3 separate regions of the Homo sapiens genome follow, and all the other regions are linked to region 3. The links are chromatin loops, found by intact Hi-C in ENCODE. Cell type or tissue: heart right ventricle. All regions are shown on one strand. Region 1 overlaps EPHA2 (EPH receptor A2). Region 2 holds the start of EPHA2 (EPH receptor A2). Region 3 has its middle 8.5 kb from the start of FAM131C.

Region 1 (8,000 bases), 57 kb after region 3:
GGTATGTGGGGCTCAAAGCTCTGGCTTTTTCTGAGATGCGGATTTGAACTTCCTCACACCACTGTCGTGAATCCACATCCCGGCTCCTCCACCCCTCAGCCTTCCATGCTTCCCCCTCCCCAGGCTTGGGGGCAGTCCCCGAAGGGCTGTCCCAGGCCGCCGGTGACCGAGAAAGGGGCATTTCTAAGTTATTTGATTCACTTCCTTTCCCAAGATGTCTCAATTGCTTGGTTCTGGGCCCTGGCCTGGTCCATGCCCAGGGTCCCCCAACTCACACAGCGTCTGGAATTCGTGCACCTTGCTGCCGGCCCCCTGGCCCTCCTGCGTCAGTGCCTGCACCTGGACCAGGTAGGTGGTGTCTGGGGCCAGGTCGTCCAGGGTCACGGAGAAACCCTCGGTGCGGCGCACATTGTAGCTGTTGGAGTCTCCCTGTGGGTGGGTGGCCGGCGGAGGAGCAGGCAGTGAGGGCAGGGCAGGGGCCTCGGCTCAGCCCGCTGGAGACCACCCCAAGCTAGCAAGGTGGCTTGCCTTTGTTAGCAAACTTGAGGCTCTTCTTACAGAGGAGGAAACTGAGGCTCGGAATTAAGTGACTCACTCAAGGTCAGAACCACTAAATGCATGAGCCAGGACTCAAACTGAGTGTGTGGGGTCCCAAAATTCTGCCCCTGTCCTCACCCTGACTGCCTCTTCCAAGGACGCCATGTCTTCTCTCGTACAAATCTCTGCTGTGCTGCCTTGGGAGATGTAACCCCCTGGCAGACCCCAGGCCTCAGTTTCCCCATCTGCAGAAGGGTGCTTCTTCAGATGGCTGGGTGGTTTGGTGATCATCTATGTGACCAGCCTGTCCCCTGCTGTCGGCCCAGCTAGAGCCAGCCCCGCCCCTCTGGGAGTTACCTTCTTGCGGTAAGTGACCTCGTACTTCCACACTCGGCTCTGCTGCGGCGGGGGGATGCTCCAGGAGACGCTAAGCGAGGTGGTGCTGCGGCCCTCCAGCCTCACCTTGGGGGGCTCTGGGCAGGACAGGCAGTGGGGGAAGTGGGTAAGAAGCTGCCTACGAGCAGGCAGGGTTTGGGGGGACAAGTGGACGTGGAGCCACATCCTCCACAGCCCAGATTCTTTCATTTTTTTGAGACAGGATCTCGCTCTCTCACCCAGGCTCGAGTGCAGTGGCATGATCTCGGCCCACTACAGCTTTGAACTCCTGTGCTCAAGTGATCCTCCTGCCTCAGCTTCCTGAATAGCTGGGGCTACAGACACATGCTACTGTACCTGGCTAATTTTTGTATTTTTTGTAGAGATGGGGTCTCCCTATGTTGCCCATGCTGGTCTCAAATGCCTGAGCTCAAGCAATCCTCCTGCCTCAACCTCCCAAAATGCTGGGATTATGGGCGTGGTCACCACGCCCAGCTCCCAGGCTCTTTAGATCCCAACCTAGGATCCTAAACTTTCAGCTCCAGAGCACAGGGCCAGAGCCCCAGGCCTCCACCCTGGCCCCATCACAGGGGCTGGCACATCAGAGGTGCCCCATATTTACGAGTGCATAAATAATAATAATAATAATAATAATAATAATAAAAGGCCAGGTGTGGTGGTTCACCCCTGTAATCCCAGCACTTTGGGAGGCCGAGGCGGGAGGATTGCCTGAGGTTGGGAGTTCGAGACCAGCCTGACCAACATGGAGAAACCCCGTCTCTACTAAAAATACAAAATTAGCTGGGCATGGTGGCGCATGCCTGTAATCCCAGCTACTCAGGAGGCTGAGGCAGGAGAATCACTTGAATCCGGGATGCAGAGGTTGCGGTGAGCCAAGATTGTGCCATTGCACTCCAGCCTGGGCAACAAGAGCAAAACTCCGTCTCAAAAAAAAAGAAGAAGAAGAAGACAGAAGAAGAAAGAAGAAGAAAAGAAGAAAAGAAGAAGAAAGAAGAAGAGGAAGAAGAAGAAGAAGAAGAAAAGAAGAAGAAGAAGAAGAAGAAGAAGAAGAAGAAGAAGAAGAAGAAGAAGAAGAAGAAGAACTAACTTTTGCTGAATGCTTTCTTTTTTTTTTTTTCTTTTGAGACGGAGTTTCGCTCTTGTTGCCCAGGCTGGAGTGCAATGGTGCGATCTCGGCTCACCGCAACCTCCACCTCCTGGGTTCAAGCGATTCTCCTGCCTCAGCCTCCTGAGTAGCTGGGATTACAGGCATGCGCCACCACACCCAGCTAATTTTTTGTATTTTTAGTAGAGATGGGGTTTCTCCATGTTGGTCAGGCTGGTCTGGAACTCTCGACCTCAGGTGATCTGCCCACCTCAGCCTCCCAAAGTGCTGGGATTACAGGCATGAGCCACCGCGCCCAGTCTCAATTCTCAATTATTATCCCACTTTACAGGGGAGAACATTGAGGCCCAGAGAGGTTAAGTAACCTGCCCACAGTCACAGAGCTCAGAAGCGGCTCTGGAGCAGGAGTGTCCAATCTTTCAGCTTCTGTGGGCCATAATGGAAGAATGGTCTTGGGCCACAAATAAAATACAGCAACACTAACAACAGGTGATGAGCTAAAAAAAAAAAAAATTGCAGGCTGGGCGCAGTGGCTCACGCCTGTGATCTCAGCACTTTGGGAGGCCGAGGCGGGCGGATCGCAAGGTCAGGAGATCGAGACCAGCCTGGCCGACATAGTGAAACCCTGTCTCTCCTAAAAATACAAAAAATTAGCTGTGTGTGGTGGCACGTGCCTGTAATCCCAGCTACTCCAGAGGCTGAGGCAGGAGAATTGCTTGAACCCGGAAGGCAGAGGTTGCAGTGAGCCGAGATCAAGCCACTGCACTCCAGCCTGGGCAACAGAGCGAGACTCTGTCTCAAAAAAAAGGGAAAAATATTGCAAAAATAATATCATAATGTTTTAAGATAATTTACGAATTTGTGTTGGGCCGCATTCAATGTCGGCTGGGGCCACATGTGGCCCACGGGTTGGACAAGCTTGCTCTAGACACTGTGCCTTTAACCACTTGCTCTGCTGCCTCTCTCTAAACACACCCGAGCCCCAGATGGCCGTCCTCCTTAAGCCCCACCTGGGCAGGCCCCATAGGGCACAGCTGCCACCCCTGGACCTCACCTGTCTGGTTGATGCTGACACTGGCAGTACGGAAGCTGCGGCTGGTTACCAGGCCTGAGACGCCATTGCGGGCCTCCACGGTGAAGGTGTAGTTCATGTGGGGCTCCAGGTCGCTCACTGTCACACTGGTGCGGGTCAGTCCGTGAGGAGGCTCCGAGTAGCGCACACTGGCCTCACACGGCCCGCATTCCCCAGACTCGGGCCAGCACTGTTCGCAGGTGACGCTGTAGACAATGTCCTCGCGGCCCCCGCTGTCCTGAGGGGGCGTCCAGCGCAGCTCCACCTTGGCACCCATGCCCACGGCTGTGAGGTAGTGTGGGGCGGAGGGGGGTCCTGCACAGACAGGAGGAGTCAGTGCTGTGCTGGACCCAGGCGGACACGTCACCCTCAGTCACGCCACCCTGACCCACTGCAAGACTCACGTGTGCAAGGCATCGACGCTGGGTCCTGAGGTGCCCGGAAGAAGCCTTCCTCACACTCGCAGGAGGTGGCACCCTCAGGGGATGGCAGCGTGTGCTCAGGGCACTCCAAGCAGGGGCTCTCAGATGCCTCAAACTTAAAAAATCCAGGCGAGCAGGCTGGTGGACACAGGACAGACAGAGCACAAGGACATCAGTTCAATCTGCTTCCACCCCACGTGACTGTCTCATTCCCTCACCAGGGACCCCTGCCCTGCAAGCAGGTCAGTAAATCTCTATGGACCTGTTTTCTCATCGGCAAAATGTCTTGTGATGGAAAAATGCATGGCAAGGGCCTAGCATGTACCGGGCACCCAGGAAGTGCTTCACACACATGCTGCAAACCTTTGCTTCACTCCCCACTGGCTCCTGCAAGAAGCACCACGCCCCTGAGCCTGGCATTCAAGGCCATACCTCGCCTTTCAGCCAACCAAGAATCCCATCACAGCCTAGCTCAGCACTTGACCAAGCACGCTGCCCACCGGCCTCATCCCCTTTCCTCCATGCAGACTAGCCTGTCCGGTCCCCACCTGGGTAGCTGAGAGCTGCCCAGGGCAATGACTGCCTCTTCTTGACCATGTGTGTTTGTTGACTGTCACCACCACCCTGACTCACTGGCCAGCCTCATCAGTTCAGGATGCCATCCCTGCAGGTGTTACCTCCAGCCCAGGACCTGCCCTCCTTTCCATCCGGGGCTGACCAGGAAGCAGGAAAGGCCAAGCCCCCTGGCATTTTCTCTGGCTCTGCTTCCAGGACCGAGTCATATCCGCCACTCACAAGGACAGCCAGGAAGTGACTCTTCCTCCCCCAGTGGCCAGTCCTGTCCTGGCCCAGCAGGCTGGGGGCTCAGGCACCTGACTCCGGGGGCTTCTTCCTCCCACCGCCCTATCCTGTCTCATCCCGCCCCTGCCCTAAGCCCCTTCCTGGCCCTACAGGCAGGAAGCTGCCCAGACACAGGGCTCACGGTGCAGGGCTGTCCAGGGCTTGGGCAGCTGCTGAAGTGGCCAGGGTGGGTAGAGGTCACCCTAGGGAGCTCCTCCAACAACCCTACAATTATAATCCTTCAGATTGTTCTGATGAGAGGGTCCTGAGACACCTCCAACCTCAGCACCGTGTTCACCACACACACAATGATCCTCTGCTCTGTGCCTGGCCCACCCCCAGTGCTGGGTATGCACCAAGATGAAAACAAACTCCTGATCTCAGGGAGCAGAAGCACCTGACAAGGTCTGCAAGACAGAGGGAGGAAACAAGCTAACAGCTAAGGGGGTGGAGAAGGGGAAACAACCTTGGCCAGGAGTCTGAGAAGTCACAGAGGGGACATTTTGGCTGGGGTTCAGAGGCTGCATAGGAGTTCAGCAGGGGAATGATAGATGTTGGGAGAGGGAGTTAGGAGTGAGAAAGTGCATGACTAATACGGAAGGTATGAGTGGGTTTGTGGGCACAAATGTGGGGAGCAGCAAGCAATAAAACAGTTGAGAAAGGCCTTCAATGCCAGGCCAAGAAGCTGGGACTTTATCCTGGAGGCAATGGAAAGCCGCTGGAGGTCTGATGTGGAGAAGTCAGACCCCTGCCGTCAGGAAAAATCTGTGCCTGGAGGCAGCTTTTGTCCAAGACCCTGGGGACAACCTGGCCCCTAATGGCCTAAGGACAACCCCCTCCAGGGAAGCAATTTCAAGTGCCCTGACCCAAGCAAACCTGCTAACTCTCAGGGACAGAATCTGGAGCGAAGACTCTCGTCATCCAGTCCCCTGTGTGAGCAGAGGTGCAGAGGGGGACCAGGAGTCAGGGGAACAGGACTCAAAGGACACCCAGCTCTGTAAGGTGCCAGATAGTGACCTCCTGCTGATGACTCTGCTCTCAGAGCCAGGCTGCATCCCTGTCCCCTCCCAACCCTGGCCCAGGGACCACACAAACAGCCGCTCTCACCCCCTTGGTCCATCCTGCTTCTGCAGACCCTCAGCATTGGCCCTGCAAGAGCTCAGGCACATAGGGCAGGGAAGGGGGCTTGTCCCAGGTCATGCAGCAGGACAGAGGAGGCCCGGGACCCGACTCCTGCTCTGCACAGAGCCTGGAGTCCCAATGACAGTACCTACTATGCGCAGGGCTCGGGCTAAGCACTGTACCCTCATTTAGTCCTCGCAATAGACCTGCTATATACAGGCACTATTAGCGCTGGTTCCACTTTGGAGGTGAGGAGAGACAAAAAAGCTTGTCCAAGGTCACCAAGCTCCCAAGAAGGAAACCAGAACTCAAACTTAGGATGCCTGATTTTCAGCCTCTCTCCTCTCCCACTCCTTTTTCATTATTTATTTATTTTGTTTTTGAGATGGAGTCTCGCTCTGTTGCCCAGGCTGGAGTGAAGTGGTGGGATCTCAGCTCACTGCAACCTCCGCCTCCTGGGTTCAAGCAATTCTCCTGCCTCAGCCTCCTGAGTAGCTGGAACTACAGGCACCGGCCATCAAGCCTGGCTAACTTTTGTATTTTTAGTAGAGATGCAGCCTGGTCTCGAACTCCTGGCCTCAAGTGATCCACCCGTCTCGGCCTCCCAAAGTGCTGGGATTACAGGCGTGAGCCACCGCGTCCGGCCTATTTTATTTTTTAGAGACGGGGTGTGTCTTTGTTGCCCAGGCTGGTCTCTTGACCTCCTGGCCTCAAGTGATCCTCCCACCTCGACTTCCCACAATGCTGGGATTACAGGCGTGAGCCACCTCACCGGGCCTCCTTTCCCACTTCTGTTCTTAGGAACACTTCAATTTGGAGCAAAGATAAATCAACATTCTGAAACAAGCCTGAAGAGAGAGGAGATAAGGCCTGACCCACTTCAAAAGCCAGAAACTCCTGACGAATTTCAGAGCAGCTGTGGGTCTATGTGTTGTGGAGGAGGGGAGGGTATTCCCCACCACAGATCTTCTCAAACTGGGCACTTTTGTGTCTGTGAGCAGAAAAGTGTAGACTCCAGCCCAGGGGGGTTGGTTGGGGTGGCTGAAGTGGTCTCCTTCAAGCCCCGAATGTCTTCAAGTCTCCTATTGTATTTGGAAACCCATGAGTATATTGCATCCCTCCCCATAACATATCTGCATGATACAAAAATAGCTCTCTCCTCCACCAGATCTGTGAGTAAAACTGAGACTCCAGAAAGCTGGGCCATGTTTATCCTGGGGTCAGTTCCCCCAAATGCCCTGACTTGTCTGTGGAGGAGACTTCACCTGGCTCAGTGCTGGTTCAGGTGGTCCAGGGCCAGCTGACTTGGGAAGCTCGGGGGCGTTCCCAGCCCAGGCTCTCAGGCCAGGCAGGGGCCATAAACCCCCACAGCCCAGGCTCGGACCCACTGGAGGCTTTAGCCACCTGCAAACCCTCACAATGCCCCGACTCCCCACCGTGTGGCTGCTTCTATGCCAAGAGGAGGAAGTGGGGGAAGAGATGGGCTCTTTGGCCCCAGCGCCCGGGGGTGGCCTGCCTGCCTGCTGCCGCCAGGAAAGAGGGAATTTGGAGAGATTTCCGCTGCGGATGTGCCAGATAATACAGCAGAGAGGCAGCGTCAACAGGGCATGTGCCTGCCTGACGAGATGTGCTTCCCCTCCTCCAACCACAAAGCTACCAGGGGCTGTCTCCAGGGCCCCGCCAGAGTTTCCAAGTGCTCAGGGGTCCCAGAGTTCATGAGTAGGACACCAGCAAGCCCCTGTGTTCTTCCTGACTTTATCTAGTTGGATTTCCTGGCATTCTAGGCGGGCAAGTGGGGACAGGGGTCACACACACTCAAACACACCCACATACACCAGATACCTACTGTTCCTTAGCCAACCAGCAAACTCCTATGCATCCTTTAATACCCAGCTTAAGCTCCTCTACACAGCCCTCCCAGACTGCCCAATTCCTGGCCCCCCGGCCCCCATTAGGGCATCTATTAATCTTATGTTTACCAAATAGAAATGGGCACTTCATACGTGTCTGGCACAATGCTGGGTGCTAGGATGCGATGGTGAGACAGATAAACACTGTTTCAGCTCCAGGGGAATTCAAAACTTGGCTTTTATGCTCCATTTGAAATTATTCCTGCATGTATCAGGAGCTTCCGTGAGACCAGCAGCTCCTGAGGAGCAGGAATGGAGACCAATTTATCTGTGTCCCATGGCCCAGCGGTGCTCAGTTAATGTTTGCTGAATGGATGGACAGACAGATGGATGGATGGATAGATGGGTGAGTTGGTGGGTGGATGGGTAGATGAGTGTGTGGATGGATGGGTGGGTGGATGAATGGATGGATGGGTGGAGGGGGGTATGAGTGGGTGGATGAATGGACAGATGAATGGACAAATGGATGGGTGGGTTGGTGGGTGGACAGGTGGATGAGTGGATGGATGGATGAGGGATGGATGGGTGGGTGGGTGGAGTGGTGGTTGGATGGATGGATGTATGGATGGGTGGGGAGGATGGACAGATGAATGGAC
Region 2 (8,000 bases), 72 kb after region 3:
GGCCCATTGTATAGAGAGGGAAACTGAGGCCCCGAGAGCCACATCTTCCCCAAGATCACACAGCAGACACACACAGCCAGGGGAAGAACCCCCAGCCCCTGCCCCCATTCCTGGTCACATCAGGACGGCATAGAGGGGAAGACCTGGGTGAGAATGAGGCAGAGAAATGCAGCCCCCCACAGGAAGGGGAAGCAACAGCTAGAGGTGGGAAAGGGGCGGGCAGGAAGGAACTTGATCAGGTTTTCCTGTTCCCTGTCTCTTCTTCACCCCTCACCTCCTGGGCTGAGACCTCAAGACAGGGGGCATCTTTAACCCCTTCCCTCCCAAGAGGTGGATGGGTGGTGCCAGAGATCCCTCTGACTGTCAGCCCTTCTGGAACATGGAAGGCCCAGCTCCGCTAGGGCCTTCTCTGTCTCCCCAGTTCCCCCCACCTCTCAGGCTTACACCCACACCCTCGTACCTTCCCACGCCCATCCAGCCCTGGCCTGGGCCGGCTGACTCTGAGCCTGGTGTGAGAAGCTGGACCCTGAGCCTGAGACCTGGCTGAGCTGCTGAATTGAAGCCAGGCCCCACGCTCCCTGGGCCTCAGTTTCTCCATCTCTACAGGGGACCAGCAGCCCCATTCTCACACCTCTCCCCACCCCGAAGGCTTACATACCCCTTTGCCATACGGGTGTGTGAGCCAGCCGAGCTCCCCTCCAGCTGCAGCAAAGTCCAGCAGTACCACTGAAAGGGAGAAGGGAGAGGGGGTGAGCCTGGGGGTGTCTTCAGGAGTCAGACCATGGCAGGAAAGGTGAGGATCCCTCCAGGAACCCCAACTCTCAGACAGAGCGAGAGGGACCCCACCACACAGGGTCACCATATCCAAGAAAATCATCCCTCGACTCATGAGGGAAACAGGCCCAGAAAAAGGATGGAACCCAGCTGAAGGCACACAGCAGGCTGGGGTCAGGACTGGGCCTCCAGTCTCCCAGGCCAGGATTCCAGCCATCCTGTCCCCCTCCGTTAGTCCCCAGCTGGGCAGAGCAGGCCAGGGAGCTCAGCCCGGCAGGAGAACAGCAGCTGGGCAGAGAGCTGGGCTGAGCAGGGTATTAAGTGACACCACACCGCCCCCTCTGCTTCCTTGAACAAGGCCCTTTGGCAGCACTTCACGTGCATGTGGGCCTTAGGGACACTGGTGTCTGCTTCTGCCACATTCCCCCCAGCAGGAAACACACCAACCCCACTCAGGTCATGTAGCACACACATATGCACCTATATGTACACGTGCATCTTGCGGTACTCCAAGAAGAGAGTGCTGTGAACAGGTGGGAACAGCTCCAGGGTGGAGGAGGGAAGAGGGTATCTGGAAACCGATCTTCTCACCACAAAAGCCACAGAGCAGGCAGGATAAAGCCCTGGACCCATAGGGCCCCTAAGAGGGGCCCAAAGATACACACAGCTGGTGAGGTCCCCTCCCTGGGAAAGTCACTCCCACCACCCCTGCCCCTCACATCCTGACCACTGCCCTGCCAGGGGTGCCAGAGGTTCCTGGGGGATCAGGAATAAAAGCCCTTGTAGGGGACATTCTAGGCCCAGAGACCAGGTGTCAGGACCATCCTGTTCCCAGAGAGGCAACTGGAGCCTGGCGGAGGGATACACTCCCGGGGTCTTCCCTAGACCTAGTCCTGCCATTGGGCACCTCCCACTGATCCACCCCAGGTTCTCTGCCAGGCTCAGAGGCCATAGACAAAACCTAAGACCCTAGGTACTGTCCCCACTCTATTTCCAAGTAAAGTCCAGGTAGCTGCCAATAAGTGCTACCCTCCCTAGAGGGTAAGGAGATAGGAGAAACCGGGGCATAGAACCTATGCAAGATGGATTCAGAGGGTAAAGCCCTAAGGTGGGGGTAAAGAAACCAAGTCAATGCTTCCTTTGGGCCCTGGAGCATGAGGGATCTGCCTCAGAAGCCCCATTCCTCAAGGCCAGGACCGGAGAAGGACTCAAAGGGTGGACAGAGCTCCAGGCAGGCTGGGAGCAGGGATGGCCTGGTTTGTGGAGATGGGAGCTGGGCTCTGAGGGTGGTCTTGAAGACCGCCTCCTGAAGTGACATGGCCCTCCTACCTGGGCTGAAGGCCCCCAGGCTGGGGCGTGAAATGCTGCCACCCCCACTACTGACCGGGGCCAAACCTCTCTAGGAAGGGTCAGGCAGCCCAGACAGGCAAGAGGAAATCCAATGTGACACCGGCCCCATGACAGAGGCTGTGGGGATAGGGGAGGGTGGCTGGGGGCAGCGGGGTGGGCAGGGGCAGGGATTTGTTCAGACATGCCCAGGGCCGGGGCTTTGAAACTCACTAACCCCACTAGCAAATGGAATGTTCCAGCTACACAGGAAGGAATCTGGAGGCTCCTGATTTCAGCTGGGTGGGTAGAAGGACAAAGGTTCCTCACAGTCCTGCAGCCCCCCCTTAGATTGACAGGAGGCTGAGGTCTGTGCCCAAGTGAGAGGGCTCACCGCTACCAGGCTTCTGAAGGGTTAACCTGGCATGGAGGGCCCTCCCTTTCCAGCCTAGGCCTGGCTCTAGAAGTAGCACAGGGCTCAATCGGAGAAGAAAAGAAGCCCTCACACAGGAAGGAGCCCCCCCTGCAGGGGTTTCCAACCCCGGCCCCCTCCCAGGGAAATTCCCTCGAACCAACCACCAGGAACAGGAGGCGCCCAGCGCTGGGTCCCTCCGCCCTGACGCGGGCGCGGCTCTTTCCCCAGGTTCTTCCAGGGACAGAGGCTCCCGCTTCTCTGGAAAGGGTGGGAGCCTGGGAGCCCCTCGGCTGACCCAGACGGCTTCCTGGAGAGGCTTAGGCTAAGCAGGGCTTATCCATGAGCTCTCTATCCCCTTACCTTCCCATTTCTGGGGGGAAAAAAAAAAAGCAAAAAACACCTCCTTCTTTGCCATGAGTTCCACCGTAAGTGCCATCTTTGTGGGTCCACATTGCTCCACAGCTTCTTCCACAAATGCAGGACTGCCACCCACTCCCGGTCTCCGGTCCTTCTCCGCAGCCTCCGAGGCTGTGGTTCCCTCCCCGCTTCCCCCATTCCTCTCTAACCAAGACTAGCTAATCCCTAAAGGAAGCAGGGAGGTGGGGACTCTGGGGAAAACATGAAAGAAAAGGGAAAGGGGACAGAGGGCAGACTTGGCCCCGGTAGAACCAGAAACCAAGGACTTCCTGGCACTCTCCAGCCCTCTTCCCATCAGCAGCACCCCAGCTCAGCACCCCCTGCCACCCGCCCAGGCCCCTGCCCAGCTATGCCTGCTTCCCAGGAAAATCTACCATGACACCAACCACAAAGCAGGCAGGGCCTTGGCTCTGGCAGCCAAGAAGCGGGATGCTCAGGTCTGGTCCTCTGTCCAGAAGGCCCTGGTTGGCAAGGGCTCGGGCCTCCCTCAGTTTCCCCATTTGTAAAAATGAGGGCAGATTCAGTGGCTGTTGATGACCTAACAGGAGCCACGTGGGCAACCAAGTATAGCCTAGGGGTGAGGGGGCAAGAAAGAAGTCTGAAGCAGCCTGGGGGTAGGTGAAAAAGGCACCTGTGTCCTCCTGCCTGCCCCCTAAGCCACCCCCAGGCAGACCCACCACATACAGCCTGATTCCCAGGAACTGAAACCAGCAGCTGCCAGCTAGGCCATCATGCCCACCCCCACCTAGGCACACTTCTCTAGGGACTCTTTCACGGGGACTCAGAGTCGAAGCAAAAATGTACCCCCACCCCAGTGCAATACACAAGCCTTTCCCCCTGCATCCCATGGGGTGTGGGGGTGGGGTTTAATCACACAGGCTGGGGAGAGGTGGACACAGGGGACAAGGACAAGGCAGCTCCAGGCTTCCAGGCCAGCTTGGGGACTGCAGCAGCAAAGCACCCGCCTAATCCCCCACCCCCCCATGGGCAGCCGAGGAGAAAGGCCTATAGTGATTCCAGCTGTCTCTCCCCTTCTCTCCAACCACAGTCCCCCAGGAAGGGGGAGGACCAAACGTTGGTGGGGCGGATATTGAGGGTGGCAGAAATCCTTGCCATGAGCTCCTGCAACCAGAAGTCCCGGTTGAGACCCCAACCCGGGCCCTGTCACTCCAGAGACTGAGACAGGATGCCACCCCCAACACCTGCCACTGCCCAACGGCTCCAGATCCGGCCTCTTTTCCTCCCAACACAGAACAGCAAAACCTCCAAACCCAGTTTGGGAGGCAGAAAAAGAAGGAAACAGGCCGGGGGTGGTGGCTCATGCCTGTAATCGCAGCACTTTGGGAGGCCGCGGCGGGTGGATCACCTGAGGTCAGGAGTTCAGAATCAGCCTGGCCAACATGGTGAAACCTCGTCTCCACTAAAAGATGCAAAAATTAGACGCGCCTGGTGGCGGGCACCTGTAATCCCAGCTACTAGGGAGGCTTGAGACAGGAGAATAGCTTGAACCCGGGAGGCAGAGGTTGCAGTGAGCCGAGATTGCGCCATTGCACTCCAGTCTGGGCAACAAGTGCGAAACTCCGTCTCAAAAAAAAAAAAAAAAAAAAAAAAGAAGGAAACTTCTCACCGGCCCAAGTTTCCTCCCGGCTTCCCCCTTGTGGAGCCTGCGGAAACCTCGCTCTGCCCAGGCAGGAGGGGAAGCCTTGCCCTCACTGTTGGAAATTGAAGCTGGCCTGGGCTGGGTGGACAGGAAGGTCTTCGGCCAGGGCAGGAGCCCCCATCCTCGCCCTGACCCTAGCGGAGGGACAACACCCCCACCACGCACCCGCTGCGCCATGAGCAAAGTCTGCGGCCCCTCACTCGGCGCGGCTCCGGGAACACTGGGGCGGGGGTGGGTGATTCAGTCCCCCACCCCCGGGTGTCCTGACTCCCTGGTGGCCCTGGGCTGACAGCTCCACACCTTGGGAGGCCGCACCCCCACCTGCCGCATTTCCTCGTTCTGAGTCACCCTTGCTCAGAACGCTTGACTTTGGGACTTCCTGTCCGCACTCGCGGCCCCTAACCTGCCCCGGGAGCCCGGGAGTGCGGCTTGGGAAGGAGGGAAAGGAGTGTGTGAGCAGGGATTGGCCCGAACCTATCTCCACGCTCTCCCCCGGGACTGGAGGTGAAGGGGGGCGTGGAGAAAATCTCAGGGAACAGGGGCTTCGACAGGGGGCTCCCGCCCGCCCGAGCCCCCTCCCCAAAATGCGAGGCCTGCACAGTATGCCTTCTCCGCAAAACCTCGGCAAGCGGGTTAGTGAATTCAGGTCACTAAGAAGCTGAGCCCGCGGAAAGCTGCCCAAACACCCCCTTCTCTAGGGGACTCCCCACGCCCCCCGCCGGGACGCGTTCCCGAAGTCGCCGCCTGGACTGCAACCGCGTGGCCTGCGCCGCGTCCTCTTCTCCGCAGCCTCCGAGGCCCGTGCGACCAAGCTGAAACCGCTTATTCTCCGGAGCCCCTATGACCCCGGGTGGGGGCCAGGGCTCGCCTCGATCGCAGCCCGTGCGCCCTCCGGACTCCAGTTCGCCGGGACTGGGCGACACCAGGTAGGTTCCAAAGTTGCGCGCGTCAAGGAGCGCCGGGCTCTAGGGGGCACTGGGGCCCGGGGGCCAGGGGTCCAGACGCCGCGCGCACTCACCTTCCTTGCCCTGCGCCGCCGCGGCCGCGGCCAGCGCACAGCCCCACAGCAGGGCGAAGCAGGCGCGGGCTGCCTGGAGCTCCATGCCGCGCTTCTCGCTCTCGGTCCGATCCCCCCGAGCCCGGCTCCCGCACACCCGCACGCCTGCACGCCGGCCTCGGTGTCCGCTCCCGCCCGCCGGCCTGCGCGCAACTTCTGCCCCTCCTGCCCCGAGTCCTTAATGGAAGTTGGGTGAGAACCGACTCCTGTTCATTCATGCCCTGCGTGACGTCACCAACGCCCGCCCTCAGGAATGTCTTTAAAGGGGCCGGGCTGGCACCCGGAGGAGAGGGAGGGGAAGTCCGGAGGGGTTTGGAGGAGGACCTTGGGGCCCTCTGGACTCGCGGGCTCCCCGCAGGCCTTCCAAAGTTTGAGCGTCTCAAAGCGCCAGCGCCCCTACGGATTAGCCCCCAGGGATCTCTGAGCCTGGTATCCTCGGTGGAAACGTTTAATGGTTTTGCGCTGAGCCATACCCATTCTGCCCTTCACCTCTGAGACTGAGCTCAATGCGACTGAGCTCAACGCTGGCCTGAAGGTCTGAGCTGAAATGGATTGGGGGTCCAATAAGCAGTTGCCTCCTAAGCAGCAGGCCTGAGAGAGTGGCCCAGAAATAGACCTGGATGCCCTCCTTCCTAAAACCCTTGAAGAGTATATCAAGCTGCTGATGGTCAAAAAGAGTATCTCTGTTCAGAAGCCTATAAGCCTACTATGATCTGAGAATAGGTTCATTTCCTCTGGGAATGGATCAGACATGCACTATCTTATTTATTAATAATTCTCATCTGGGAGGCAGGGGTCATCATCCCCATGTTACAGAAGAGGAGACTGAGGCTCCAAGAGCAGAAACAACATGCCCAAAGGGTGCACAGCTCACGGGTAGTAGAAGCAGGATTTGAATCCTGGTGGTCTCTGCTTGAACCACTGCTTCTTTTTGGGGAAGGGGGCAAGGGGCACCCCTGGCCCCCGACCCTGGCATGGGTTGATAGGTTTTGACAGTTTGGAGGACACCTGCCTACCACCTGCCCCTTGATAAGGCCTCTTCACAAAACTTCCTCAGACATGAGCTCATCTCCCTTCCTGACAGAAGCGGCTAGTGTGAGTGAAACAAACGGGAAATTTGCTCTGGCCCGCCTGCCCAGCCACCCACGGCTGCCTGTTGGCCAATCACCATTTGACCAGTCCAGGAAGAGCAACTGTGGCAGGCCTGATTTCCTGGGAGGCCCCAGACTCCCTTTGCCTACCTCTTCCTCTCTGACCCCATCCTCGCTTTGATGCCCGGGACCTGCTACCCAGGTACGTGGGTCTTCTCTGCCGGATGTGGACATCTTGGCCTCTCGCCTTGGTGCCTACTCTTGGGAAGCGGGTCCAGACATCTCTCCTGCAGGAAGAGAGGAAGGGTTAATTACAGGCGTTGGGGATAATTAAAGCCTTTGACCAAGAGGATGGGAGGAGAGCCTTGGTCCTCTGAGAGCCTGTGAGTGTGCAAGTGCCTGTGAGAATAAGTGCATGTGTATGAGGGTGTGAGATTTTGTTGAATGTGCATTCGTGTGTATAGACATGAGAGTGTTGATGTATGTATGACTGTGTGTGAGTGTGTGTATGGACATAAGTGTTGTATGTGACTGGGCAGGGTGGCTCAGGCCTGTAATTCCAGCACTTTGGGAGGCCGAGGCAGGCAGATCATTTGAGGTCAGGAGCTCCAGACATGCCTGGCCAACATGGTGAAACCCCGTCTCTACTAAAAATACAAAAAAATTAGCTGGGCGTGGTGCCACTCACCTGTAATCCCATCTACTAAGGAGGCTAAGGCAGGAGAATCACTTGAACCCCAGAGGCAGAGATTGCAGTGAGCCGAGATTGCGCCACTCACTGCACTCCAGCCTGGGCCAGCAAGACTCTGTCTCAAAAAAAAAAAGAAAAAAGTGTTGGTATATGTGTGTATAAGTGTGTGTGCATGGGCATGAGAGGATTTGGGTATGAGTGTGTGTCTGTGTGTGTTTTTGTGGATTGTGTGGATGTGTCTAGATGTGTGTATGAGTGTGCATGTGGGTGTGAGAGATTTGTGTATGAGTGCATGTGAGTGTGGATTTGTGTATGCATGTATTTGTGAGTGTGCCATACTTCACAGTAGATGTGGAGTCAGCCCATGAGTTTCTGAACAAGTTATTTCACTTTTCTGAGCCTCAGTTTGCTCCTGGAAAGATGTAAAGCCTATTTAGGAGAGTTACTGTAAAGATCAAATAAAGTCATGCATGTAAACCACAGGGGCCAGGACTACAGAAAGCACGCATGAAATCTCAGCTGTTACTGGGTTACATGCGGTTCAGCAACAGGAAGCCACATCCGTGGAG
Region 3 (8,000 bases):
AGGACTTGGGGCCTTTTGGTGGAGGCTGAGAAAGAAGGCCACAGGCTGACCTCAGAATGGGCCCACTTTCAGCTCCAGGCTCAGGACTGGGGGCTGCTGGCTGGAGTTGGGTGTCAGGTCATCTCCCTGCCTCACCCCCAGGCAACCAGCTGGACTAGGGAAAGAGAGAGAAGGGTAAACTCTCAGTCTGATGGGGGAGACAGAGCCCTCAGGGAGCTCCAAGTCTGACAGAAGAGACACGGCAACTGTGCTGGGCATGGGGACACTGAGGTGAGACCAGCCCCCTCCCTGGGAGCTTTCAGTCTGATGGGTAAAGAGGTGTTCTGGGCTGGGCACGGTGGCTCATGCCTGTAATCCCAGCACTTTAGGAGGCCGAGGCGGGTGGATCACCTGAGGTCAGGAGTTCGAGACCAGCCTGGCCAACATGGGAAAACTCAGTCTCTACTAAAGATACAAAAAAAAAAAAAAAAAAAAAAAAAAAAAGCCAGCGTGGTGACATGCACCTGTAATCCCAGCTACTCTGGGGGCTGAGACAAGAGAATCGCTTGAACCCAGGAGGCGGAGGTTGCAGTGAGCCAAGATCACGCCACTGCACTCCAGCCTGGGTGACAGAGAGGGACTCTGTCTCAAAAAAAAAAAAAAAAAAAAAAAAAAGAGGCGCCCTGAGTTCATCTCTAAAATGCCCGGCCCTGTCCTGGCCCATGGTGGCTGCTATGTGACAGGGTCCCTTCCTCAAGGTTCAGAGGGCTGGTACTCCAATTCCTAGATCTCAGGATCTCTGCAGGTAGAAGGAAGCCCCCCTGCTAGAACTGTTGCTTTTCCAGAGCTGTGAGTGTGAGGCAGCCGCTGGCCATCAGGGGGCAGCCTGAGACAGCATCATTCTCTGTTGCTTTCCTTTTCCTTCCTCCCGCCGTCTGCTGACCCAGAAAGTACCCTGCTGGTAACTCAGCCCCAGCCATGGCTCTGGGTGGTGCATGCTGCACCCTGCACAGAGGAGCCTGGCTGAGTGGGAGGGGACCAAAACCTGCCCGTGCTCTGGTCCCAAAGCCCTGAGCTCTACCGTTGTGTAGAGCTCTGTGTCTGCCCCAGGACAGGGAGGTTTTTTCCTAGCACAAAGGTGTCACTTCCTCTAAGCTGTGCACTCACAGGGTGCATCTACCCAGAGGGAAGGCCTTTTACAATTTTGCACAAAGTCTCTGTATAGCCTAGCCAGGCTCCTGAAGTCAGACAACACGTGGTCCTGACCCCCATTGTACAGATGCGGAGACTGAACCCCAGGAAAGGAACCAAGGCCAGTTAGGAGCACAGCTGGGACTGGAACACCACAGCCAGCAGGACCCGCTGCTCCAGTCTGGAGGAGTCAGGTGCTAGGTGTCACTTCTGGTGTCCTGGCCCCGCCTGGGGTTTCCCCGGGGCTAGGACTTGGGGCCTTTCTGGGGAGCCTGAGAAAGTCACAGGCCGTTCTCGGAATATGCCTACTCTCACTTCCAGGCTCCGACTGGAATTGGATGTTAGGTCAGAGCCCTCCCCAGGAAAGCAGGCTGGACTAGGTGGGATAGGCCGAGACAGAAAGTTGAGCCCCTAGTCTGATGGGGGAGACAGAGCCCTTAGGGAATTCCAAGTCTGATGCAGGAGACACAGCCATGCTGCCAGGCCCTGTCCTGAGCACTGGGAACACGGATGAATCCAGTCCCTGTGCCGGGGAAGCTCCTAGCCTGGTGAGTAAACAGGTGTTTACTCCCAGCCCCAGTGCGGCGAGAGCCCTGCTGACCAGGTCAAGCCATTAGTGGGAGCTTGAGGGGCAGTTTCAGGTGTCTGGGTTATTAACAGTGCCAATAATCGGCAGGGTGAGGTGGCTCATGCCTGTAATCCCAGCACTTTGGGAGGCTGAGGCGGGTGGATCACCTCAGGTTGGGAGTTCAAGACCAGCCTGACCAACATGGAGAAACCCCGTCTCTACTAAAAATACAAAATTAGCCGGGCACGGTGGCACATGCCTGTAGTCCCAGCTATTCGGGAGGCTGAGTCAGGAGAATCGCTTGAACTCGGGAGGCAGAGGTTGCGGTGAGCCGAGATCGCGGCATTGCACTCCAGCCTGGGCAACAAGAACGAAACTCCGTCTCAAAAAAAAAACAAACAAAATAAAACAAAACAAAACAAACAAACTAAAGAAAAACAGTACCAATAATCATCATGGCAGCTGAGGCCTTTCTGCGTGTCAGGAGCTGTCTGGAGACCCTTACCCTCCTGTCCTGTTTCACCCTCCCAGTAACTCTAGGAGGGGGAGAAGGTGGTCCAAGCCATCATCATGCTGGGGCAGCCCTTAAACTCTTGGCAGTCCCCTCTATCTTGACCTTCAGGGCGATTCTGAGCCTGGAAACCCCTGGGGCCTGAGCATCTCCCCCATTCCTGCCTCTGGACATTTGCACAAGCTGCACACCCTGTCACAATCAGTCCATACCTCACACATCCTTCGAGTCCCACAGAGGTCTTGCCTGTTTTACTCTCTGTTCACACCTTTATTCATCAAATATTGATTGAAGCAGCACCTACAATGGGTTATAGCTGACAGTGAACAGCCATGCTTGGCCTCCAAGGCAGAGGGAACAGCTCAGGCGGCAGCCATGGTCTGGAAGTGATCCAGCTGTCCTGGAGATAAGAGCAGGGGCCAGCAAACTATGGCCCATTGGCTAGATATGGCCAACAGTCTGTTTTTGTAAGCAAGGTTTTGTTTTATTTTATTTATTTATTTATTTATTTATTTATTTATTTATTTATCTGAAACAGAGTCTTATTTTGTCACCCAGCCTGGAGTGCAGAGGTACAATCTCAGCTCACTGCAACCCCTGCCTCCCTCATTCAAGCAATTCTGCCTCGGCCTCCTGAGTAACTGGACTACAGGCATGTGCCACCAATCCCGGCTAATTTTTGTATTTTTAGTAGAGATGGGGGTTTCGCCATGTTGGCCAGGCTGGTCTTGGAACTCCTTACCTCAGGTGATCCGTCCACCTCAGCATCCCAAAGTGCTGGGATTGCAGGCATGAGCCACCGCCCCCGGCCTAAACAAAGATTTATTGAAACATATCTACACCCATTTGTTTACCTATTGTCTCTGGCTGCCTCACACTCCCCCGACAGAGTGGTGTAGACAGAGATGACAGGGCCCTCAAAGCTGAAAATAGGCTGGACCTGGTGGCTCACGCCTCTAATCCCAGCACTTTGGGAGGTCAAAATGGGAGGATCACTTAAGCCCAGGAGTTCGAGACCAACCTGGGCAATATAGTGAGTACTTGTCGCTACAAAAAAAAAAAAATTTTTAATTAGCCACACATGGTGGCACGCGCCTGTAGTCCCAGCTACTCTGGAGGCGGAAGTGGGAGTATCACTAGAACCCAGAAGGTTGAGGCTGCAGTGAGCTCTGATGCTTAGAGTGTGGCAGAGGAGACAACATTAACAAGTCCCCGGAATAAATAATAAGTTGACAAATCCGAAGTGCCGGGAGGGGCACAACAGGGGGCAGGAACTGGCGCTCAGGGTCACACTGCTTAAGCATTTATTTTCACCTTTGGTCCCCCACCAGGTCAGCCAGGGCAGGGTGGGCTAGCAGACAGCATGCTGGCCCCTCTGAAAGCAAAGCTTTGGGTGGGGGCCTCCTCCTGGGTCGGTGTTTATGCCAGGCAGGGGTGAGGGTCCCGCCCAAATCTGCAGTAGGGGCCAATGTTCTGATCGCCACCTCACCTGGCCTCATCTGGCCTCACCTGGCCTCGTGGCCTTCACAGCGGTTCAGGAGCACTTCCCTGTCAGTCATCCCCTGGGAGGAAGGCAAGAGCAGGAAGTACAACTGGACAATACAGGCTCCTTATGTTCGATGACTTGGCCAAGGCCTTACTCCTTGCCTCTGTAGACAGAGATCTTGATGTCGTGGGAAAGCCCTGGATGGCATTTAGGACACCAGGGTTCTAGCCCAGGACTCATCCGGGCAAGTCTGTTCCCCTCTGAGCCTCAGTATGTTCATCTGTACCCTAGAGGGCTGGATGAATGGACCTGTAAGTTCTTTTCTGCAGCTGCCAGCAGCACGCTGGGGCTCGTCCCATCACTCTCCAGGCTTTGGTTCGTCTCTGTAAAATGGGGAGATGAATACTGGGCCCTCCCACACTTCTGAGGCGGGTCCCAGGCCAGAGAGATCACAGATGGGAAAGTGCTTTGAGCTCGGTGGGAGAAAGGAGCTCTATAAACCCAGGGGTTTATTAGATGATCCAGGATCAAGGAGGGCTGGTGGCCTGGAGGCCTTGGGTCAGTGTCTGGTCTGACCAGCAGAGGGCACTCTGGGGAAGCTGGGGCTGGTTCTAGGACTGGAATCCACTTTGTTCCTCTGAGAATACATGCTGAGGCCCTACTGTGTACCACGTCTGCTGTGCTGGGCATGGGGACGTGGCCATGAATGAATGGGACCCAAGGGGGTGGGGTGGGGTCATGGAGCAACCAGGCCTAATGCAGAGTGAGATGGGAGCTATGGTGGGGGCTAGGCAGGGATGGTGCCCGGGGCACCTCTGCCACCATAGCTCCCATCTCTCCTTAGTTGGGAGAGCCCAGGTCAGAGGTCTAGGCTGGAGAGCCAGAGGGGCAACCTGGAGAAGCAAGTGTGTGGGCTCTGGGGCCAGGCTGCCTGGGTTTGAATAGGGCTCTGCCACCTATGGTCAATTTCGTCCCCTCTCTGGGCCTCAGCTTCCTCACCTGCAAAGCAAGGATAAGAAGAGTACTCACCTCCCAGAGCTGCTGTGAGGACTGAGCAGCTAATCTTGGGTGACACCTTTTAGAACAGAGCGTGGCCCATGCAAACTCTTGAAATGGCATGGTTATGGCCTGGTGCCAGTGGTTTGGATGTTGCCGCCAGGGGCTTGTGCCCACCCTGGGGGAGACTGATGAGGACAAAGCTGAGGATGGAGCTGCCTGGAGAAGAAAGAGCGAGAGGCACAGCCTGGGAGATTTGGGGAAGGAAACACGACTTCGGGGGGAGGGTGCAACGAGGGGACAGAGGGAGTTTGAAGGAGGAGAGGGTAGCCAAGCACCCAGTGCAACCCCAAAATAAGCCCTCCTCCTGAGCCACCCCCTGCCAGCCCCTTCCTCAGCTTTCACTGAGTATATCACTGGGCCTCCCTGAACCTCAGTCTCCTCCTCTGTAAAATAGGAAAGTAGCACCCGTGTCACTGGGCTTCAAATGTTCCCTAAGACGACATGGCCCTGGGGGGACTCTAAATGCCCCCCTCCCACATAATCTTCTGTTGGAACCCCCTTGGCCCCAGGAGGGGCTGGGGCTGGCTCCGTCTCCACAACCATCCAGGCCTTTTGTTTAGAGAACCAGTCTAAGAGGAAAACCCCAAAAACAAACACAGCCCAGCTGGTGTCCCCTGCCCAGCCCTGCCCAGCCCTGCCCAGCCCTGCCCAGCCCACTCCTGCCCTTCCCACTCCGAGAAGCGGCTGGGCGGGGGGGTGGAGAAACTCACATTGTGGGAAAGTGTTTTTCCCAGCAGAGGTATGGAGGGGGCACAAGTCCAGGTCAGGGTGGTGCCAGCTGAGGGGTGGGCCCCAGGCCTCACCTGCCTTCGAGATGTTCCTTCCTAGGGGAAGAGCAGTGGGCAGAAGCCCCCCAGCAAGCTCACTGAATGTGTGGATTCTACAGTCCTGCCACCCCCACTCCTTGCCACCAGGTCCTGGTTCCCTGAGTTGGTAGGAACTTTGAGCTCCCTGCCGGGATGGGAGATAAGGGACTGATGTAGGAGGTCCCCAAATGGGGCTTTTTTCCCTTCTTGTAAAAAAATTCCGGCCGGGAGTGGTGGCTCATGCCTGTAATCCCAGCACTTTGGGAGGCTGAGGCGGGCAGATCACTTGAGCCTAGGAGTTTGAGACCAGCCTGGCCAACATGATAAAACTCCGTCTCCACAAAAATACAAAAATTAGCAGGGCCTGATGGCGCACACCTGTAGTCCCAGCTACTCGGGAGGCTGAGGCAGGAGAATCTCTTGAACCCAGGAGGCAGAGGTTGCAGTGAGCCAAGATCACACCACTGCACTCCAGCCTGGGCGACAGAGCAAGACTCTGTCTCAAAAAAAAAATTCTTCCCCAACTTTCCACTTTTTTTAAAGACAGGTCTTGCTTTGTCTCCCAGTCTAGAGTCCAGTGGCACAATCATAGCTCACTGCAGGCCCGAACTCCTGGCCCCAGCAATCCTCCTGCCTCAGCCTCCCAAGTAGCTGGGACTACAGGCACCCGCCGCCACACCCGGCTCCCTGAACTGGGCCTTAAGACCTGCTGGGAAGGGCAGAAGCCTCCAGGTGGGGAATGGTGAGAGGAAACAGGCTCCAGGACACGCTTTGTCAGGAAAGGGGAACTTCCACAGACTTAGAGGCCAAAGAGGAGGCAACAGTGGAAATTAGAAAGCCAGATGTGCGGGAGAGAAGAGGATGGGTGGGAGACACAGAGGGCGAGCGAGACAATTAGAAATAAACATTCCTGGCCAGGCACGGTGGCTCACACCTGTAATCCCAGCACTTTGGGAGGCCGAGGAGGGTGGATCACCTGAGGTCAGGAGTTCGAGACCAGCCTGGCCAATGTGGTGAAACCCCCCCCCATCTCTACTAAGAATACAATAATTAGGCTGTGCACAGTGGCTCATGTCTATAATCCCAGCCCTCTGGGAGGCCAAGGCAGGTGGATCACCTGAGGTCAGGAGGTTGAGACCAGCCTGACAAACATGGAGAAACCCCGTCTCTACTAAAAATACAGCATTAGCCGGGCATGGTGGCACATGCCTGTAGTCCCAGCTACTTGGGAGGCTGAGGCAGGAGAATCGCTTGAACCTGGGAGGTGGAGGTTGCGATGAGCCGAGATTGTGTCATGGCACTCCAGCCTGGGCAACAAGAGCAAAACTCCATCAAAAAAAAAAAATTAGACAGGTGTGGTGGCACAGGCCTGTAATCCCAGCTATGTGGGAGGCTGAGGGAGGACAATTGCTTGAACCTGGGAGGTGGAGGTTGCAGTGGGCCAAGATGGTGCCATTGCATTCCAGCCTGGATAGCAAGAGTGAAAGTCCATCTCAGAAAAAAAAAAAAAGAAAAAGAAAAGAAAAAAGAAATAAACATTCATATGATTCTGTACCTGCTGGGTGAGGCTCCTCATGAACATTGTCCCTTTTCGTCCTCACGACCAGCTGAGGAAGTGGGATTATTTAGAGGATGGTTGTGCGGATAAGGAAACTGAGGCTCTAAGAGGCAAGTGCTAGGATTCCAAATTCCATCGCCTGAGAGGGCATCCAGAGCACAGGTCTCCATATCTCGAGGTGGAGATAGGAGGGGAGGAGGAGAGCGTGGGTCAGCTGGGCTGGGGCTGCTCCCTCTGTGGACCCTGGGCTTCAGGGTTGAATTGCTGCTGACACTTCCAGGGCCTGGCTGGGCCAGGATGGAGTTCAGGGCTGAGTGAAGGCAAGGTCAAGCCTTCTGATCCTGGAGGGCTGGGGGTCGTGGGCTTCAGGAGTGTTTGCCAGGCCTCGGACTGAGGAGGGGAGAGATGTGGCTCTGGGGACGGTAGTCACTTCCTCTTCCCTTCAAGGGAGCCTCCCAGGCCCTGCCAAGGAAGGACTGCTCCTCCCCATGTCCCTGGTTCTCACCAGAAACCTCAGCAGTGCTCTTAGGAAGTCCCGCTTTGGGGACCCACTTTTCTGGGGACACACCATGGCACTGTCAGGTGGAGAGTCTGGGCTGTGCCTTTTTTTTTTTTTTTTTTTGAGATGGAGTCTCTCTCTGTCACCCAGGCTGGAGTGCAGTGGCACAGTCTCAGCTCACTGCAAACTCCACCTCCAGGGTTCAAGCAGTTCTGCCTCAGCCTCCCAAGTAGCTGGGACTACAGGAGTGTGCTACCATGCCTGGCGAATTTTTGTATTTTTAGTAGAGATGGGGTTTCACCATGTTGGTCAGGCTGATCTCGAACTCCTGACCTCAAGTGAT

Evidence for each region. A loop is a pair of places that touch in the nucleus more often than their neighbours do. Peaks named below come from ENCODE experiments on the same cell type or tissue, not always from the same donor. Only the 100,000 strongest peaks of a DNase experiment are listed, where the experiment ranks them.
Region 1: it touches region 3 in a loop (2.0-fold over the local background); 29 of 110 quality-filtered maps call a loop at or near these places.
Region 2: it touches region 3 in a loop (5-fold over the local background); 41 of 110 quality-filtered maps call a loop at or near these places.

What each region holds. Positions count from the first base shown.
Region 1 is chr1:16,134,761-16,142,760 of GRCh38, forward strand. It overlaps EPHA2 (EPH receptor A2), which reads right to left. Exons shown (of 17, transcript NM_004431.5): 4 at 3,515-3,670; 5 at 3,093-3,425; 6 at 895-1,010; 7 at 276-429. Among named protein-coding and RNA genes, the nearest start is that of EPHA2-AS1, 16 kb to the right of the region's middle. RefSeq lists enhancers at 6,611-7,578, 6,912-6,961. In heart right ventricle, a CTCF peak has its summit at 4,435; no DNase peak of the experiment used is centred here; H3K27ac peaks cover 4,381 bases.
Region 2 is chr1:16,150,238-16,158,237 of GRCh38, forward strand. EPHA2 (EPH receptor A2) reads right to left here and starts at 5,832. Exons shown (of 17, transcript NM_004431.5): 1 at 5,611-5,832; 2 at 659-726. The coding sequence starts at 5,695. EPHA2-AS1 (EPHA2 antisense RNA 1) reads left to right here and starts at 4,978. Exons shown (of 3, transcript NR_187275.1): 1 at 4,978-5,518; 2 at 6,734-6,942. RefSeq lists enhancers at 9-644, 645-1,280. In heart right ventricle, CTCF peaks have their summits at 1,118, 4,604 (motif pointing left) and 5,579 (motif pointing right); DNase peaks (open chromatin) are centred at 4,614, 4,921, 5,884 and 6,817; H3K4me3 peaks cover 5,831 bases; H3K27ac peaks cover 7,744 bases.
Region 3 is chr1:16,078,197-16,086,196 of GRCh38, forward strand. No RefSeq gene overlaps it. Among named protein-coding and RNA genes, the nearest start is that of FAM131C, 8.5 kb to the left of the region's middle. RefSeq lists enhancers at 3,666-4,165, 4,215-5,147. In heart right ventricle, CTCF peaks have their summits at 862 (motif pointing right) and 4,312 (motif pointing right); DNase peaks (open chromatin) are centred at 875 and 4,315; H3K4me3 peaks cover 316 bases; H3K27ac peaks cover 3,168 bases.